Linked DNA regions of Homo sapiens: region 2 is linked to region 1. A link is a loop called in an ENCODE intact Hi-C map of the cell type or tissue named here. Cell type or tissue: heart left ventricle. All regions are shown on one strand. Links, peaks and the distances in the headings refer to the core of each region. The heading gives the core; the rest is flanking DNA.

Region 1 (9,402 bases), core at 3,144-7,143:
TAGCCGGGCATGGTGGCGGGTGCCTATAATCCGAGCTACTCAGGAGGCTGAGGCAGGAGAATCACTTGAACAGCCCGGGAGGTGGGGTTTGCAGTGAGCTGACATCACACCATTGCACTCCAGCCTGGGTGACAGAGCAAGACTGTCTCAAAATAAAAAAAAAATAAAATAAATAAAGAAAATAAAAATCTGATTAATAGGGAAAATCTATATGTATATTTAGAAAAAAATGCTTTTCAGGACTGCGCGCAGTGGCTCACGCCTGCAATCCCCGCACTTTGGGAGGCTGAGGCAGGTGGATCACCTGAGGCCGGGAGTTTGAGACCAACCTGACCAACACGGAGAAACCCTGTCTCTACTAAAAATACAAAATTAATCGGGCACGGTGGTGCATGCCTGTAATCCCAACTACTTGGGAAGCCTGAGGCAGGAGAATTGCTTGAACCCGGGAGGCGGACATTGTGGTGAGCAGAGATCGCGCCATTGCACTCCAGCCTGGGCAACAAGAGCGAAACTGCATCTCAAAGAAAAAGAAAAAATGCTTTTCAAATTTTTGCATTTCTGACAACTAGACGTCCCCACCTGCCAACCAGTCTTGTGGCCCCCACCCAGGATCTGACTCAGCCCAAGAGGACAGCTTTAATTCCCTGTGATTTCATCTCCTCCACCCAACCAATCAACAGGCCCCCTACCCTAGCCCCTGCCCACCAAACTATCTTGGAAAAATCCCTAATCTCCAAGCCATTGGCAAGATTGATTTGAATAACATCTCCACCTCCCGCGTGGCATAGCTGGCTTCGCATCAATGAAACTCTTTAATGCCATGGTCTTGAGTGGACTTTGTTTATGTGGCAGTCAGGAAGAACCCCTTGGGCCATTACAAACATGGGGACATTGTGGAGAACCATTTTAGGGACCCCATCCCATTGAGTGCCACGAATACAGAAAAAATCCATGATCCCATTTACATGTTTTAGAAGTGAGAGAAACTCCAAATAAGATATGGCCAAGTTGTGCAACAGAATTTAGAATTTATTCAATATTACAGTGTTTGTATCACAGAGAACATCTTTGTCATTTATATAGGCAATTTTCCCTGGGGCTTCCATGCTATTGAACACTGTAACATTTATTTTGGAGAGAATCCCTGGGGATGGGGGAGGCATTGTCAACATTCCAATGCAGCATCAGCTAATTCAGATGCAACAAAGACTCTATCAATGCAGAAACGTGCAAAGAGCTTTCGGGAAAGTACAGCTCATTCAACATCGGAGAATTCACAATGGAGGAAAATCATATGTGCGTAATGGATGTAAAAATGCTTTGAGATGGTGCCCAGAGCTAATCAGACATCTGGGATTTTGTAGCAGAGAGAGGCCTTGTGAGTATAATGGATGAGGAAGAACCTTCAATCAGAGTTCCATACTTAGACAATATCAGCTAATTCAGTTGGGACTTAAAATGGTCATACGTAATGAAGACGGAAAACTCGGGGAAGCGTGGAGAATACGGAATGTGAGATCATCCACACTGGAGAGAAGCCTCGGGAGTATAATTAGTGTGGAAAATCACTTGGGGACAAGCTTAGCTTTTTCATCATTGGAGAATTCACACAAAAAAAGGAATGAGCTTGGACAGATCGTGGGAGAACTTTCAGGCACTAATCAGGCCAATTCATCCCCGAGAAAAACCTTGATGACGAAGAAGGGGAAAAAGTCTTCCAGTTTTTTTCCTTATTGGATTTCACAGAATCCTCAGTGATATATAGAGAAACTTGCTGGAGGAGTTCAGGGTTTATTAATATTCACATTAAAGCATTAATCCCATTAAAGTAGGGGTTTAAACTTTTTTACTTCTTTCACCCCAATCAAAGCTTTCATTCCTTACATCTCTATTGAGTGAATGAAGCAACAGGCAAACATCAATGGTGCATTGGCTTTGCCCTTCAAAACGTCATACAAGCCGGGTGTGGTGGCTCATGCCTGTAATTCCAGCACTTTGGGAGGCTGAAGCGGGTGGATCACGAGGTCAGGAGCTCGAGACCAGCCTGGCCAACATAGTGAAACCCTGTCTCTACTAAAAATACAAAAATTAGCCGGGCATGGTGGCACATGCCTATAGTCCCAGCTACTCAGGAGGCTGAGGCAGGAAAATCTCTTGAACCCAGGAGGCGGAGGTTGTGGTGAGCCGAGATCATGCCTCTGCACTCCAGCCTGGGCAACAGAGCGAGACTCCATCTCAAAAAAAAAAAACAAAAAAACAAAAAATCATACAATATGTGGGGTGCAGGACAGTATTGAGAGGTGCTGGGTTTGGTGCCAGAATCTGGCAGTTGCAAATTCTAATATCATCGCAACACACGCGTGGGTGGGCCCCATATATCTGATGAACTTCCAGGGGCCACATCTCTACAAATGCTGAAGATTATTTGGAGATGGGAAAATGGGGCTGGGGGTGCTTTTTCTCCAGGTCTGAGAAAAATGAAGTAATGTGTATTTCTTTCTTTCTTTTTTTTTTTTTGAGACAGAGTCTTGCTCTGTCACCCAGGCTGGAGTGCAGTAGCACGATCTTGGCTCACCGCAAGCTCCACCTCCCGGGTTCACGCCATTCTCCTGCCTCAGCCTCCCCAGTAGCTGGGACTACAGGCGCCCGCCACCACGCTCAGCTAATTTTTTGTATTTTTAGTAGAGACAGCGTTTCACCGTGTTAGCCAGGATGGTCTTGATCTCCTGACCTCGTGATCCGCCCACGTAGGCCTCCCAAAGTGCTGGGATTACAGGCGTGAGCCACCGCGCCTGGCCAGTAATGTGTATTTCAAAGATACATTAGGAGGATGCCAGTTTATCTTTGTTTTATATTTTCAAAAACAGAGATTTAAAGAGGACGGGCTAGAGCTCTTGCATTCAGCTTCTCATTTCATAAGGGAAGAATCAGGCATATGTCTTGTGTTGAAGCAACACACACACACACACACACACACACACACACACACACACACAACGCGTTGTTTGGCGAAAGTCGGACCAGAAGAAAGCTTTCTCTAATCCTCATCAACTGATTGCTTCTCTCCTACCAGCCTCGTTCCTTGTCCTTGGACCAGCATTCTAAGTCTTCCAAAATACATTCTTGCCTCTCCCTACAGTAACTCTCCCATTGAGTTCTTAATAGAGGTGAGTTAGGTTTTGCAGATTTCTGGCTCCTCGCTCTGCTTAGAGAAGCCAGAAAGAGGCCGGGCACGGTGGCTGATGCCTGAAATCCCAGCATTTTGGGAGGCTGAGGCAGGTGGATCACGAGGTTAGGAGTTCAAGACCAGCCTGACCAACATGGTGAAACTCCGTCTCTACTAAAAATACAAAAATTAGCTGGGTGTGATGGTGCATGCCTGTAATTCCAGCTGCTCAGGAGACTGAGGCAGGAGAATCACTTGAACCCGGGAGGCGGAGGTTGCAGTAAGCCAAGATTGTGCCATTGCACTCCAGCCTAGGCGACAGTGAGACAAAAAAAAAAAAAAAAAAAAAAAAAAAAAAAAAGAAGATGTCTGGAACTTTCCCAGATATCTCTTTCTTTCCTTGTCTGTGTCCCCTAGGCCTTGGGGTTAGGACTCAGAGCTGGGATTCCTCTGTAGGCAAGGACCAATCCTGATTCTTATTCCTTCCATATAAGCAATAATTCCATTTCTAATGTCTAAACTTAGGTTGATTTTCCACTGGGAGTTATAGCAAGAGCCACGGGTTTCTGAGAAGGGGTGAGGGATGCTTTAGGCTGCAATAGCAGAAATCTGCCTAGAAAATAAAGACACGTGACTTACAGATCAGAGACTGGAAGTGGGGGGTCCAGGATAGGTATGGTGGCTCAACGCTCTCATAGAGGACGTAGGCTCTGCCATCCTTAGTGTGTGGGCTTTTCCCCTTGGTCTTGTTGCCTCATGGTCTCAAGATGGTCCAGATCCCAGCCATCTCCCCATACTTTTGTTGTTGTTGTTGTTGTTGAGACAAAGTCTCACTCTATTGCCCAGGCTGGAATGTAGTGGCGTGATCTCAGCTCACTGCAACCTCTGCTGCCCGGGTTCAAGTGATTCTCCTGCCTCAGCCACCCAAGTAGCTGGGATTACAGGCACCTGCCACTGCGCCCAGCTAATTTTTGTTGTTTTTTTGTTTGTTTTTGTTTTTTGGAGACGGAGTGTTACTCTGTCACTCAGGCTAGAGTGCAGTGGCGCCATCCCGGCTCACTGCACCTCCGCCTCCGAGGTTCAAGTGATTCTCCAGCCTCATCCTCCTGAGTAGCTGGGATTACAGTCATGTGCCACCATGCCCTGCTAATTTTGTATATTTAGTAGAGACGGGGTTTCACCATGTTAGCCAGGCTGATCTCGAACTCCCGGCCTCAGGTGATCCGCCCACCTCGGCCTCCCAAAGTGCTGGGATTACAGGCGTGAGCCACCTCTCCTGGCAAGTGGGACGGCATGCTGCATGGGCCGGGAATCCCCATATGTTTCACCAGCACAGCTAAGTCATCTGCCCACTTTTAAGCCAACTGACAGCCAAGGGAACGAGCGGCAAACTGGCAGCAGTGACACCCACAGGCAGAAGGCAGCCCAGGGTTGGCTTGTCTCGGCCTTTTGTGGAGTCCCAACTCTGTTGTCACCCTCTCCTCCTTTATCCTCTTGCCAAAGCCAAGCTCATTTTCCCTCCACAATGAGGGGATTTTCTCCATGGTATAGCTGATTTTGGTTTTGCTTCAACGGCCAAGTTTCTTCTCCAGTGTAATTTCGGCCAGCACACTGGTCCGACCAGGCCCTACTTGCCCTCAGGACATCTTGTGGCTTACTAATTCTACTGTCTGCTTTTTCCGCCCCAGTTTCCAAAAGGGAATTGGCTGGCCTGGGTGACTTCCCTAAATTTTTGAGCCAGATGACTTCAAAAATCATTGGCCAGCCTATATGGGATCCTGGTCCAGTGAACTGTATATTTGGGGACTTGGTGGGTGGAAGAGAGGCAGGGTCACATGGTGTCACACAGCTGCCTGGGCAGCGGTTTCCATGGAGGGGCCAGGGGTAGCACAGGTGATGGTGCAATGGCCTAGGGCATCCATAGAGGGTTCTCAGAGCCCAATAACTGTACTAGACAACAAGGCTGCTCTGTCGGGAAGAGAGACCAAGTGGAAGAACATGAGGCACCAGTCACGTGACTGCAAAAGCCACTTTGGACATTTCAGCCCCAATAGCTGCTGCGAGAACAGGAGGCCTCAGACATAGTGGAGCAGAAATAAACCAGAATACAAGACTCACGAAACTGAGGGCATCATCACATTCTTGAGTCCGAACGGCCTCAAGGCTTCCATGGCTCGAGAACGTCCCCCAGTTCCCACAGCAGAAATTCCAGTGCCTGTGGGTAGAAAACTTGAGTTCCCTCATGAACATGGCTTTAATAGGGATTGGAAGTGTTTCTTGCCTACTAGACTTAGGATCTTGGGAAACTTTTTGGCTTTGACAGGCTGAAGAAGGGACTGTGGAGGTAGGACTATTTCTTTCTTATTCTTTTTCCTTTCTTTCTTTTTTTTTTTTTTTTGAGACGGAGTCTCGCTCTATCACCCAGGCTGGAGTGCAGTGGCACGATCTCAGCTCACTGCAACCTCCATCTCCCAGGTTCAAGCAATTCCAGGCAGGACTATTTCAAGATAGCCATGTAACAGACAGAAAACGGGCTGGTTCTTCCAGCAAATGGAATTTTAAAATTCCTCAATGGGGCCGGGCGCGGTGGCTGACACCTGTAATCCCAGCATTTTGGGAGGCCAAGGCGGGCGGATCTTGAGGTCAGGAGATCGAGACCATCCTGGCTAACATGGTGAAACCCCATCTCTACTAAACATACAAAAAATTACCTGGGCATAGTGGTACGCACCTGTAGTCCCAGCTACTTGGGAGGCTGAGGCAGGAGGAGAATCGCTTGAACCCGGGAGGTGGAGGTTGTAGTGAGCCGAGTTCATGCCACTGCACTCCAGCCTGGGAGACAGAGCAAGACTCCGTCTCAAAAAAAAAAAAAAATTAGCCAGGTATGGTGATGTGTGCCTGTAGTCCCAGCTACTCAGGAAGCTGAGATGGGAGGATCACTTGAGCCCAGGAGGTCAAGGCTGCAGTGAATTATAATCATGCCACTGCATTCCAGCCTGGGCAACAGAGCAAGACCCCATCTCTTAAAAAAAAAGAAAGTTACCACTTTGGGGAAATTGCAGACTCTAAGCCTAAACTCTACTGGCCCGATACACATGGCAAAATATTTGGTCAGGATTCTGGAAGAATATCAAAGAATTCACAGGGCAGAGGAAAGCTTTGAATATTATGAATGAGGGAAAATTTCCATTCATCTCATAATTCATACTAGAGAGACTCCCAATGAATGGCACCAGCGGAGGAAAATCCTCAGACGGAGGCAAGCAGTTATCGGAGATGCGAAAATCACAGGGGAGGACGTGGCACAGAATAGCGTGGAACCCACGTCACAGCTTGCGCCCAAGAGCATCACACGGGAGAGAACCTGCGTCCTCAATGAACGGCGTTCCAAAAAAGCACAACCGCACCAAGCATCAGATAAGCCATTCTGAGCTCAGTCTTTGGAATGTAATGAATTGGGGGTGGTGATCATTTGAGAAGAAATCAGCCCTTATTCATCAGCTGATGATTCCCACTGGAGAGAGGGCGGGTGCTCGTCACGGATGACGAAGCTCTGGGGGTGCTCCGATCACATATAACACAAGAGGCTGCAGAGGGGACCCAAGGGGGGCTGTCAGGGGGCCTCAGGGTACACGTGACATAAAACGGTTACAAGAGGAAAACATGATGAAAAGGGCAAATTTAGAAAGTGATTTCAGGCTGGGCACTGTGGCTCGCACCTGTAATCCCAGAACTTTGGGAGGCTGAGGTGCGGCGGGGCAGGGGAATCACTTGAGGCCAGGAGTTCAAGACAAGCCTGGGCAACATAGCAAGACCCCATCTCTACCAAAAATCAAACATAAATCAATAAAACATTTTTAAAAGCTTTTCTTTTTTGGAACTTGTCCTGTTAGCACCAGCAATGGCTGTGGGGAATGCAGACACCCTTTGGGGGAGTTTGCTCAGATGACACAGTCGTGCACATGTGATCCTTGGGGCAACTCACAGGGGTGCCCTAATGCCATGTACAAGAATCCAGGCCCAGGCCAGGCGCCGTGGCTCACGCCTGTAATCCAGCATTTTGGGAGGCTGAGGCGGGCAGATCACCTGAGGCCAGGTGTTCCAGACCAGCCTGGCCAACATGTTGAAACCCCGTCTCTACTAAAAATACAAAAATTAGCCATGCATGGTGGTGTGTGCCTGTAGTCCCAGATACTTGGGAGGCTGAAGCAGGAGAATCACTTGAACCCAGGAGGCAGAGGCGGAGGTTGCAGTGAGCCGAGATCACACCACTGCACTCCAGCCTGGGTGACAGAGTGAGAATCTGTCTCAAAAAAAAAAAAAAAGAGGCTCGTGGCCTCTGGGGAACACGCCCCATGAGAAACTGTGGTGGTGGCTGCTTCGTTCATTCCTTCATTCTTTTCATATCTTTGGAGCATCTGTTCTGTGCCTGGCACTACTCTGTGGGGGGATAGAGGACAGGGCAACCTTGGGGGTCAGAGGAGGGTCAGGGAAGTAGCAGCTGCTATTTCAGATTACAGGTGTGTGTGTGTCCCAAGGTTCCAGAGGGGAGGGAGCTTAGGTGGGGGCTCTGGGAAAGAGGGAGGAAGACCCTGATCTAATGACTGCCTACCACGTGTCAGGCTGGCAGGCGATGTCTCACAGCAACCCTGCAAGCTTGGTCCTGTTTTCTGCACTTTGCAAATGGAGAAAATAAGGCACATGTACAGCTGGTAAGTGGTAGAGTCGGTACTGAGACTGGGTTGGCCTCACTCCAAATCCCATTTCTCTTATTTATTTATTTATTTTTAATTTTTATTTTTTTCTGAGATGGAGTCTTGCTCTGTCACCCAGGCTGGAGTGCAGTGGCGTGATCTTGGCTCACTGCAACCTCCGCCTCCTGGGTTGAAGGATTCTCCTGCCTCAGCCTCCCAAGTAGCTTGGCTTACAGGTGTGTGCCACCAAGCCTGGCTAATTTTTGTATTTTTAGTAGAGACGGGTTTCACCATATTGTCCAGGCTGGTCTCAAACTCCTGACCCTCATGATCCACCCGCTTCGGCCTCCCAAAGTGCTGGGATTACAGGCATGAGCCACTGTGCCTGGCCTCTTTTTTTTTTTTAATTTTTTAGAGACAGGGTCTCACTCTGTCACCCAGGCTGGAGTGCACTGGCGTGATCACGGCTCACTGCAGCTTCAACCTTCTGGGTTCAAGCTATCCTCCTGCCTCAGCTTCCCGAGCAGCTGGGATTACAGGCATGCACCACCACACCTGGCTAATCTTTGTTTTTTGTAGAGATGGGGGTCTTACTATGTTTCCCAGGCTGGCCTCAAACTCCTGGCCTCAAGCAATCCTCCTGCCTCAGCCTCCTAAAGTGTTAGGATTACAGGTGTGTGCCACCGTGCCTGGCCCAAATCCCATTTCTTTCCACCATCACAAGGAACAGAACTAGTCCTTCAGCAGCACTGTTCCCTGGGATGTGTCTGCAGAGGCTTGGGAGACAATGAGAGGCACCCAGTGAACAGGGAGGAAAGGGGGTGGAAGGACATGTACTGGCTTTTGCAGACCCTCCTCAGGGAACAGTGAACACATTCATTCCTTCATTCACACATTTAGTCAGTTTTTTGCAGCAACAGGATCTCGTTCTGTCAGCCTGGCTGGAGTACAGTGGCACAATCATAGCTCACTGCACCCTTGAGCTCCTGGGTTCAAGCGACTGTCCCACCCTTGGCCTCCTGAGTAGCTAGGACTACAGGCCACGCCACCACACTTAGCTAAGTTTTTAATATTTTGAAGAGATGGGGTCTCACTATGTTGCCCAGGCTGGTCTCAAACTTCTGGCCTCAAGCGATCCTCCCACCATGGCCTCCCAAAGTGCTGAGATTACAGGTGTGAGCCACTGTACCTGGCCATATTTAGTAAAATCCTTACTGAGCCCTATGGGGTGCCAAGCACAGCGTCGAGGTGCTGGGGATATGCATGCGTGAGGCTGACACGTGCTTACCCTCATGGGGCTTCCATCTGAGAAGGCAGGCAGGCACTCCAGCACGCTAAGTGGTGTGACAGGGGCTCATTGGGCCCCATGGAAGCTCAGAGAATGACATAACACAGACTCGCAGCGTGGAGGGAGACTTCTGGGAAGAGATAACTCCTTATGAAAGGCTGGGAAGGCCAGGTGGGGTGGCTCATGCCTGTAATCCCAGCACTTTGGAAGGCCGAGGCGGGCAGATCATGAGATCGAGATCGAGACAATCC
Region 2 (9,402 bases), core at 3,479-7,478, 75 kb before region 1:
CTCAACCTTCTCCGCTCAAGCCATCCTCCCACCTCAGCCTCCCGAATAGCTGAAACTTCGGGCGTGCACTACCACACTTGGCTAATTTATTTTATTTTATTTTTGTAGAGATGATGTCTCCCTATGTTGCCCAGGCTGGTCTTGAACTCCTGGCTTCAAGTGATCTTCCTGCCTTGGCCTCCCAAAGCACTGGGATTGCAAGTGTGAACCACCACGCCCAGCCGGGACTCACATTTCTTGAGACACAGTTGTGTAGTGGGCCTTCTCATAGTCATTTTCTCATTCGGTCTTTGCAATAACAACATCGTGGCAAGGTAGGTATCAGCCCTCTTCGCAAGTAAAGAAACAAGTCCGGCCGGGCACGGTGGCTCACGCCTATAATCCCAGCACTTTGGAAGGCCAAGGTGGGCGGATCACTTGAGGCCAGGAATTCGAGACCAGCCTGGCCAAAATGGTGAAACCCCGTCTCTACTAAAAATACAAAAATTAGCCCGGAGTGGTGGTGGGCGCCTGTAGTCCCAACTACTCGGGAGGCGGAGGTTGCAGTGAGCCGAGACCACGCCTTTGCACTCCAGCCTGGGCGACAGAGCGAGACTCTGTCTCAACAACAATAACAAAAAAAGAAACAAGTGCAAGGTCTTGCCTTTGAGTTGGGGTCAGAGAGGGAAGCCAGGGCTTCTGAGACCGAGGGCCCTGCTATTTGCATTATGGTCCTGTCTCCACGGATGTGGGAGGGAGCTTAGGGTAAGCGGGCCCCATGTTTGGTACCGAGTCATGCCCTGGAGAGCCCACGTGGGCCTCGGTGCAGGGCAGGGCGCTGGTCTCTGGGCACCCGGATCCCCCATGCAGGGACCTAGATGTCTGGGGACTGAGAGAGGGCATAAACCAGCAGAGAACTGACAGGTAGGGCCTGCACGCGCACTCACCCGTGCCTCAGCGCCAGGCGCACGAAGCCTTTGCGCTTCTGGAGCGTAAGGCAGTGCTCCCCGGGGACTGAATACAGGGCCTCGTGCGCACCCCCCACCATGATGACCACGGCCTGCCCGAGCTGGGGCTGGGACAGGATGAAGTCCAGGCTCTGGCGGCTCACCGGACAGAGTCCTGTGGGCAGGAGGAGGTGGAAAGTAGTTCCCATCTGCCTCCACGGCACCCCCGCCCCTCACCCAGCCTTTAGTTCCAAGCCCCCTACCCCCATCTCCAAGGCGGGGAACCTACCCAAATGCTCACTGCAAGTCTGGGCAGTGCTCAGGCTGGCCCCTGTCCTGGGTGGGGGACTTATTATGGGGGGGGGTGGTCCCAGAGGGGCTGGGGAACATCTGGTCAGGAGTCTCCTCCCGTTCTCCTCCTCCCATTCGGCTCACCAAAGGACATGATGTAGTCGCGATAGACCGGGAGGTAGAAGAGGCCAGCCAGCACGGCTAACCAGGGCCGGAGCCCCGGGAAGAGCTGGGAGAAGCCATTGCTCTCGGTGGAGAAATTACAGAGGAAGCCTGTACACATGATCCCATGAGGGTGGGCGCCCAGCACGTAGTTCCGATCCGGGGGCAGCTCTGCTGTTTTCACCAGCTTCGGGGTGTTGAGCAGGATGAAGGGAGGATGGAAGGCAAGACACCGGCTGAAAAGAGGGGCCCTCCACCCCAACAGAGTTCCGAGTTAAAGGTTCTTAGGATAGGGTCAAGGGCCACCCCAGCAGAGTTCCGAGTTAAAGGTTCTTAGGATAGGGTTAAGGGCCCAGGTTTTTTTTTTTTTTTTTTTTGAGATGGAGTCTTGCTCTGTAGCCCAGGCTGAAGTGCAGTGGCACGATCTCGGCTCACTGCAACCTCCGCCTCTTGGTCCCGGTTCAAGCTATCCTCCTGCCTCAGCCTCCCGAGTAGCTGGGATTACAGGCATGCGAAACTATGCCCAGCTAATTTTTGTATTTTTAGTAGAGACGCAGTTTCACCATATTGGCCAGGTTGGTCTTGAACTCCTGACCTCGTGATCTGCCTGCCTTGGCCTCCCACAGTGCTGGGATTACAGGCGTAAGCCACCTCACCCACTCTCTCTTTTTTTCTTTTCTTTTTTTGAGGCAGAGTTTTGCTCCTGTTGCCTAGGCTGGAGTGCAATGGCATCATCTCAGCTCACCACAACCTCCGCCTCCCTGGTTCAAGCAATTCTCCTGCCTCAGCCTCCAGAGTAGCTGGGATTACAGGCATGTGCCACCATGTCCGGCTAATTTGTTTGGTATTTTTAGTAGAGATGGGGTTTCTCCATGTTGGTCAGGCTGGTCTCGAACTCCTGACCTTAGGTGATCCACCCACCTCAGCCTCCCAAAGTGCTGGGATTAAAGGCTTGAGCCACCACAACCGCCTTTTTTTTTTTTTTTTTTTAGAGACGGTCTCACTCTGTTGCTCAGGCTGGAGTACAGTGGCGCAATCATGGCTCACTACAGCCTCCAACTCCTGGGCTCAAGCAATCCTCCCACCTCGGCCTCCCAAAGTGCTTGGATTACAGGCATGAGCCATGGTGCCCCACCAAGGCCCCGCTCTTGAACATCATCCACTCCCAGGCCGGGCGCGGTGGCTCAAGGCTGTAATCCCAGCACTTTGGGAGGCCGAGGTGGCTGGATCACTTGAGGCCAGGAGTTTGAGACCAGCCTGGCCAACATGTTGAAACCCTGTCTCTACTAAACTACAAAAATTAGCCAGGCATGGTGGCGGGCACCTATAATCCCAGCTACTAGGGAGGCTGAGGCATGAGAATAGCTTGAACCTAGGAGGCGGAGGTTGCAATGAGCTGAGATTGCACCACTGCACTCCAGCCTCGGTGACAGGAGACTCAGTCTAAAAAAAAAAAAAAATCCATTCCCTGTCCCACTGCCTGAGCTTAGGCAGCGGGGAGCTCAGGCCCCAGCACAAGGAAGGGCTCCTAGGTGTGGGAGGGAGATGGGGAGAGGTAGGAAGCAGTTTTTCTGCAGGGTGACCCATCACCTTGACAGGATAATAATCCCTTAGTTGTCTCCAAATTGCCCGGTTCCTTATCCACTCCGAACGCCTTCCACCTGCGGACAATGAGATACTGGTGGACGAACCCCCGGAGTCACCTCCCCTCACCCCCCATGTCCCCACCATCTCTGGCTACCTGGGCCCCCATCCGGAGCTCACCTTGGTTGGGTGTGTCCCAGTCCACATAGAGCCACACCAAGTAAAAAACAGAGAAGGGCCAGAGTGACGTGAAGAGGAGGACAAAGACAAGAAGGGAGAAGAAAGGGCCTGGGGGAAGGGAGAGAAAGAAAAGAGTTCACTTCTGAAACTCCATCATTCCCTCCAGCTGCTCCCTTCCCTTCCTCCCCTTCAGAACAACCAGCTCTCTCCTCTGGCCCTCTCCCAGACCAGTCACCTGGTCACTGTCCTCAGGCATGCAAGCCAGCAGCCCAGCCACTCTCCCTCCAAGCCCTACTCCCCTGGCAGACCCCAGGCACCCACGCCTCCCCAGCTCTCACCCATGAAGAGGAAAGTGAGCACATATTGGTAGGCGCCCACTGCTTCTAGATGCTGCTTCTGCAAGGTTTTGGAAGTGGTTGGGGGCTGCAGGGTTGTGGCAACTCCCATTGCAGAAGCTCCCCTCTTCCAGCAGGATCCCAGAACCCGGAGGACAAACGATGAAGGCTTGGATGTGGACCTGGGCAGACTTTCTCCCTACAGGAGCCCAGCTTTGGGGGCCTGGCTAAGTCGCAAATCACCTCCCAGAGTAGCGTGTGTCCGTAGGTGTGTGAGTGGGGAGATCTTTGGATCCAGAGCCCCAGATGTCTCTGGGTTTTTTCTCAGCCTGATCTTTGAACTTCCTGTCAGTCACCAGTCTGGGCTGGCTGCTGGGTGGGGCTGGGAGGCGTAAGGGGTGTGCAAGGGAGAGGTGACACCCGAGTGCCTCAGGAATTGATGTTGGAGTGGACAAGAGTGATCTGGCTAGCCCCACCCACTGGGTCCCAGGTGCTGGAAGGGGCCAGAAGCCCTGCTGAGACTATTTGACCTCCAGTCGGGGTGGGGGCAGGGCCTGGTCCGGGGCATCTCCAGGAATGTCAAGGTCACCACCCCTGCCTGGACCTCCCCCGCCATGCACAAACACACACAGGCTGCAGGTCTGTTTCCCACTTTAATTTTTTTCTTTTTCTTTTCTTTTCTTTTTTTTCTTTTTTTTTCACACGTCTCGGTCACCCAGGCTGGAGAGCAGTGGCACGATCTCGGCTCACTGCAACCTCCGCCTCCCGGGTTCAAACGATTCTCCTGCCTCAGCCTCCCGAGTAGCTAGGATTACAGGCGCGCCACCACGTCTGGCTAATTTTTTTTTTTTTTTTTTTTGGATTTTTAATAGAGATGGGGTTTCACCATGATGGCCAGGCTGGTCTCGAACTCCTGACCTCAAGTGATCCACCCGCCTCGGCCTCCCAAAGTGCTGGAATCACAGGCGTGAGCCACCGTGCCCTGCCGCCAGTCTTTAATTTCACTTCCCCACCTGCAGTCACCCAGCGGACAGGCGAGGCCAGGCGGTGGGGCGCGCCTCCGTGAGGACCAGGTGTCTGTCGGCGGGGACACCATAGCGCGCCTGGTGCTCCTCGAAGAGCTGCGTGAGTCGCCCCACGTAGCGCGCTTGCAGCGTGTCCACCTGGGCCGGACTGGGCGGGGGGCTCTGCTGCACGGGAATCGCCGACCCCACTGCGGGCGGGACGGGAGGCGATCTGGGCTGGGATCCCCGGTTCTCCTCCTCTTTTCCTCCTTGGGGATAGGCGGGAACAGAGTTCAGGGCTGGCGCGGTGGCCAAAGGCCAGTCTGGGTGGCCCCAACCCGGGACGGGGAGGGAGCGGGCCCTGGGCCAGGATCGCGGGGCGGAGGCCGGGGCTCACCTACGGTGCGGATGGGCGCGCGGAAGGGCAGCGGGAGGCCCCGGCGGCCCAGGAACAGCTGCAGGGCCACGCTTAGCAGCGGACGCAGAGCCTCCTGCGTCCTCTGCACCCACGAGCTCTGCGGGTTCGGGAACTGCTGGAAGAGCTCATTCTCCCTGGAGAAGACAGGCACTAGGGAGGCCGCAGGAGAGCATGGCGCGGCTGACTCCTGGCCCCGGGGTCCGCGGGTGGCGCCACTCTCCTCCTCCCCGGCCCGGCAGCCCTGGGGCGTCCCCACCGGGTCACGCTCGGGTCCTCACCCGAGTTCCAGAGCTGACTTAACCAATCTCTTCTGATTCCGAATCGGCAAGCTCAGTTGTCCGGGTTTTGCCTCCAGCGCCTGCAGGGGCCCTCCCACGCCAGGACAGCCACCTGGCCACCACTGAGGCAGCGGGGCCTTGACAAAGGAGACCAAACCTGGGGGGAGGGCAGAAGCTGGGGGACCCAACGCCTGGGTCTTATTTACTTATTTATTTAGGGACGGAGTCTTGCTCTGTTGCCCAGGCTGGAGTACAGTGGCCTGATCTTGGTTCACTGCATCCTTGACCTTCAGGGCTCAAGTGACCCTCCCACCTCAAGCCTCCCAGTAGCTGGGACCACAGGTGTGTACCACCACACCTGGCTAAATTTTTGTTTTTGTTTTTTCTTGTGTAGAGATGGGGTTTCACTGTGTTGCCCAGGCTGGTCTTGAACTCCTGGCCTTAAGCGATCCTCTCGCCTGCGCCTCCCAAGTGCTGGGATTACAGGTGTGAACCACCGCACCCAGCCAAAGCCTGGGACTTGGAAAGAAGAGTGGAGAGGACATGGGGAAAGGAGAGCTGGGCCCCAGTGTCCCCTGGGAAGAGGATGGTGGGGCGGGAGACAGCAGCAAGGTCCTCCTCTTCTCACCACCTGACATGATGTAGTCCTGGAAGAAGAGGAGATGGAACCAACAAGGCAGCATGAGCAGGTGTGGCGGGAGTTTGGGGAAGAGGCAGGAGCAGCCCGTGGGCTCTGTGCAGAAGTTGGCGAAGGCTCCCACGACCAGGACCCTGTGAGGGTGGAAGTCAAAGAGGTAGTTCCAGGAGGTGCCCAACTTTGCAGTTTTAACTAGCTGGGGAGCAGACGGGCGCACCCCACCCCAACGGTGAGATTGCACTTTGGGAGATGGTGGTCCCAAGAGTCTATTCTGAAGCCCCAACCGCACCCAGCACCCCACAGCCCAGGTCCTCACTGAGAGGGGGAAGTAGTCACAGAAATGTCTCAAACTGCCCAGTTGCAAACCCAGGCAGATCTGCGGGCTCCAGCCCTGGGTATGTTTCTATCCCAATAGAGCCAGACCAGGTAGAGGACCGCCAGCATCCAAGCCCAGCCGAGGAATGCAAGAGCCAGGCTGCCAGGTGCACCTGGGCTGGAAGATGGGGCAGGGGGAGCTCACAGTACAGGTGTTTAAGACCATTCAGTTGTTGCTCCTACCCATCCAGTGGCCTGAGTGGTGGGAGCTGCAGACCAGTCTTCTGTGGCAGGCTGAATGCTCCAGTCTTCAGTAGGGAACTGCTAGATAGCACAGAGGGCACCTGCACGCCTTCAGACCAGTCTGCAACCTCAGGTTGAGTAGCAGTGAACTCAGGAGCCGGAGCAGTCCATTCACCCTGAAATTCCTCCTTGTCACAGCCTTTTCAGCAGCAGCCTGCTCTTCTTTTTCAATGTCTTCATGATCTCTGTAGAAGTAGAGATCAGGCATGACCTCCCACGGGTGTTCACAGGAAATGGTGCCACGCATGCGCAGAACTTCCCGAGCCAGCATCCACCACATCAGACCCACTGAGTGAGCTCCCTTGTTGTTGCTTGGGATGGCAATGTCCACATGGCGCAGAGGAGAATCTGTGAGACACAGAGCAAGGTAGGTAGGTTAACATAAGATGCCTCTGTGAGAGGCTGCTGATCAGCCCTGGGGTCAGTAAACACAAGAAGCCGTGGCTCCCGGAAGGCTGCCTGGATCTGGTTAGTGAAGGTTCCAGGAGTGAAGCGGCCAGCGATTGGAGTGGCTCCAGTGGCAGCAGCAAACTTCAGCACGGCCCTCTGGCCAGTATTTCTGGAGGGTATGACACTGACATCAGCGGGGTTTTCAATGGCAACAATGCCACGAGCTGCCAGCAGAAGCTTCTCCCAGGTCCTCTTCAGATTTGGGATGTAGATGCCATCACTTTTCCTTTTATACATGTACTGTTCCATCTGTAAGTCAAGGTTGGTGCCACCTAATTGGTTTCCTGCTGCAAGGAAATTAAGGACATCTTCCTCCTTCATTTGCAGGACATCAAGGGCTCCGGATGTTGTGAAAGTTTCTCTTTAAGTTACAACAGGAATCCAGAACAACGCCGGATGGAGCCCTCTGTGGGTAGCGTGGAAAGCTTTTTTTGTTTTGTTTTTTTGTTTTGAGACGAAGTCTTGCTCTGTCACCCAGGCTGGAGTACCGTGGCACGATCTTGGCTCACTGCAGCCTCCGTCTCCTAGGTTCAAGCAATTCTCCTGCCTCAGCCTCCTGAGTAGCTGGGATTACAGGCCTGTGCCACCACACCTGGCTAATTTTTGTATTTTTAGTAGAGACAGGGTTTCACCATGTTGGCCAGGCTGGTCTCAAACTCCTGACCTCAAGTGATCTGCCTGCCTGCCTCGGCCTCCCAAAGTGCTAGGATTACAGGCGTGAGCCACTGAGCCCGGCTTATTTATTTTTTTGAGTTGGAGTTTCATTCTTGCTGCCCAGGCTGGAGTGTGATGGCGCGATCTCAGCTCACTGCAACCTCCCCCTCCCAGGTTCAAGCAATTATCCTGCCTCAGCCTCCCAAGTAGCCGGGATTACAGGCGCCCGCCACCATGCCCAGCTAATTTTTGTATTTTTTAGTAGAGATGCGGTTTCACCATTTTGGCCTGGCTGGTCTTGAACTCCTCACCTCGTGATCTGTCCGCCTCAGCCTCCCAAAGTGCTGGGATTACAGGCATGGGCCACCGTGCCCAGCTTAATTATGTATTTTTTAAGTAGAGACAGGGTTTCACCATGTTGGCCAGGGTGGTCTCAAACTCCCAACTTCAGGTGATCCATCCACCTCAGCCTCCCAAAGTGCTGGAATTACAGGCGTGAGCCATCGCGCCCAGCTAATTTATTTTTTGTAGAGATGGGGGGGGTCTCGCTATGTTGTCCAGGCTGGTCTTGAACTCCTGGCCTCCAGTGATCCTCCGCCTGCCTTGGCCTCTGAAAGTACTGGGATTATAGGTGTGAGCCACTGTGCCCAGCCTGGGAAGTCCCTCTTTTGGTCTGTGCCCTCTCATGCACTTTTTTTTTTTTTGAGATGGAGTCTCACTCTGTGGCCCAGGCTGGAGTGCCGGGGCACAATCTCAGCTCACTGCAAGCTCTGCCTCCCGGGTTCATGTCATTCTCCTGCCTCAGCCTCCTGATTAGCTGGGACTACAGATGCCCGCCACCACGCCTGGATAATTTTTTGTATTTTTAGTAGAGACGGGGTTTCACCGTGTTAGCCAGGATGGTCTGGATCTCCTGACCTCGTGATCCGCCCCCCTTGGCCTCCCAAAGTGTTGGGATTACAGGCGTGAGCCACCGCGCCCGGCCCCTCTCACACACTGTCTCCAGCTCAGGCAATACAGGGGAAGGGGAAAGTGGGAGCCAGGGAAGCTCCCAGGTTCCCACGAGGGTCTAACATTCTGCCTCTCCCTTTTCCTCTTGTCTTCGCTTTTCTGGGTCTCTCCCCTCTACGCTGCTGGCAGGAGGGGAGATGGGGTTAATGGGCAGACCAATGGACTCAAGACTTACAAACTGTCCTTTATTCAGAGTGAGACTGCGGAACATTAATAATTTATCACGCGGGGAGTCCCCAGAAGCCCTGTGCCCACGAACCCCTGTGGGCGGAGGAGAGAGGCGGGGACTCCGGGAGCTTCCTGAGAGGGCCGTGTCTTGGGAGCAAGGTGACATATTCAGTTCAGGCACGCGGAACATGAACTCAGGAAGTGGGGAGACAGAGAGACCCATCCCCCAACTCCCAGGACGGGGGCCAGGCCCCCTAAAAAGGCACAATGGCAGGGCAGGTTTGGCAGAGTGGTTGAGTGTCAGGGGTCGACAAAGGACACCATGATGTAGCGTGTGCCCCAGGTCGTTGGCAGCCCCTCGTGGTAGTGGGTGAGGCGGCCGGGGTGCAGGAGTGCCCAGCCCTTCCTCGGGGAGGAGATCACACAGTCGTAGCGCAGGAAGCGGCAGCCACCTCCCTGGAAAGAGAAGGGAAAGGAAACATGGAGTGAGCAGACGTGGGGCCTGGGGAGCAGGCAGATACACGGGGCAGGGCGGCCAGACCGGGGGGCACGGTGCAGCAGACCGGGGTGACAAGGGAGATGGCAGATATGGCAGACACCGGAGGCTGGGGTGCCTGCAGACAGGAAGATCCAGGAGGAAGCAGAGGCCGCCTGCCCAGAAGCGATCCAGGAGCTGATACCCACAA

What was found. A loop is a pair of places that touch in the nucleus more often than their neighbours do. Peaks named below come from ENCODE experiments on the same cell type or tissue, not always from the same donor. Only the 100,000 strongest peaks of a DNase experiment are listed, where the experiment ranks them.
Region 2: a loop joins it to region 1, with 2.5 times the contacts of the local background. A loop is called at or near these places in 36 of 110 quality-filtered maps.

Annotation. Positions count from the first base shown.
Region 1 is chr7:101,272,140-101,281,541 of GRCh38, forward strand. No RefSeq gene overlaps it. Among named protein-coding and RNA genes, the nearest start is that of LNCPRESS1, 23 kb to the right of the region's middle. In heart left ventricle, for the core only: no CTCF peak of the experiment used is centred there; no DNase peak of the experiment used is centred there; H3K27me3 peaks cover 2,233 bases.
Region 2 is chr7:101,197,265-101,206,666 of GRCh38, forward strand. It overlaps MOGAT3 (monoacylglycerol O-acyltransferase 3), which reads right to left and starts at 3,772. Exons shown (of 7, transcript NM_178176.4): 1 at 3,482-3,772; 2 at 3,144-3,251; 3 at 2,970-3,040; 4 at 1,362-1,566; 5 at 927-1,101. The coding sequence starts at 3,590. PLOD3 (procollagen-lysine,2-oxoglutarate 5-dioxygenase 3) reads right to left here. Exons shown (of 19, transcript NM_001084.5): 19 at 8,720-9,172. The coding sequence ends at 9,017. It also overlaps the pseudogene DGAT2L7P and the pseudogene RPSAP46. RefSeq lists enhancers at 4,924-5,731, 5,732-6,538. In heart left ventricle, for the core only: no CTCF peak of the experiment used is centred there; no DNase peak of the experiment used is centred there; H3K27me3 peaks cover 3,224 bases.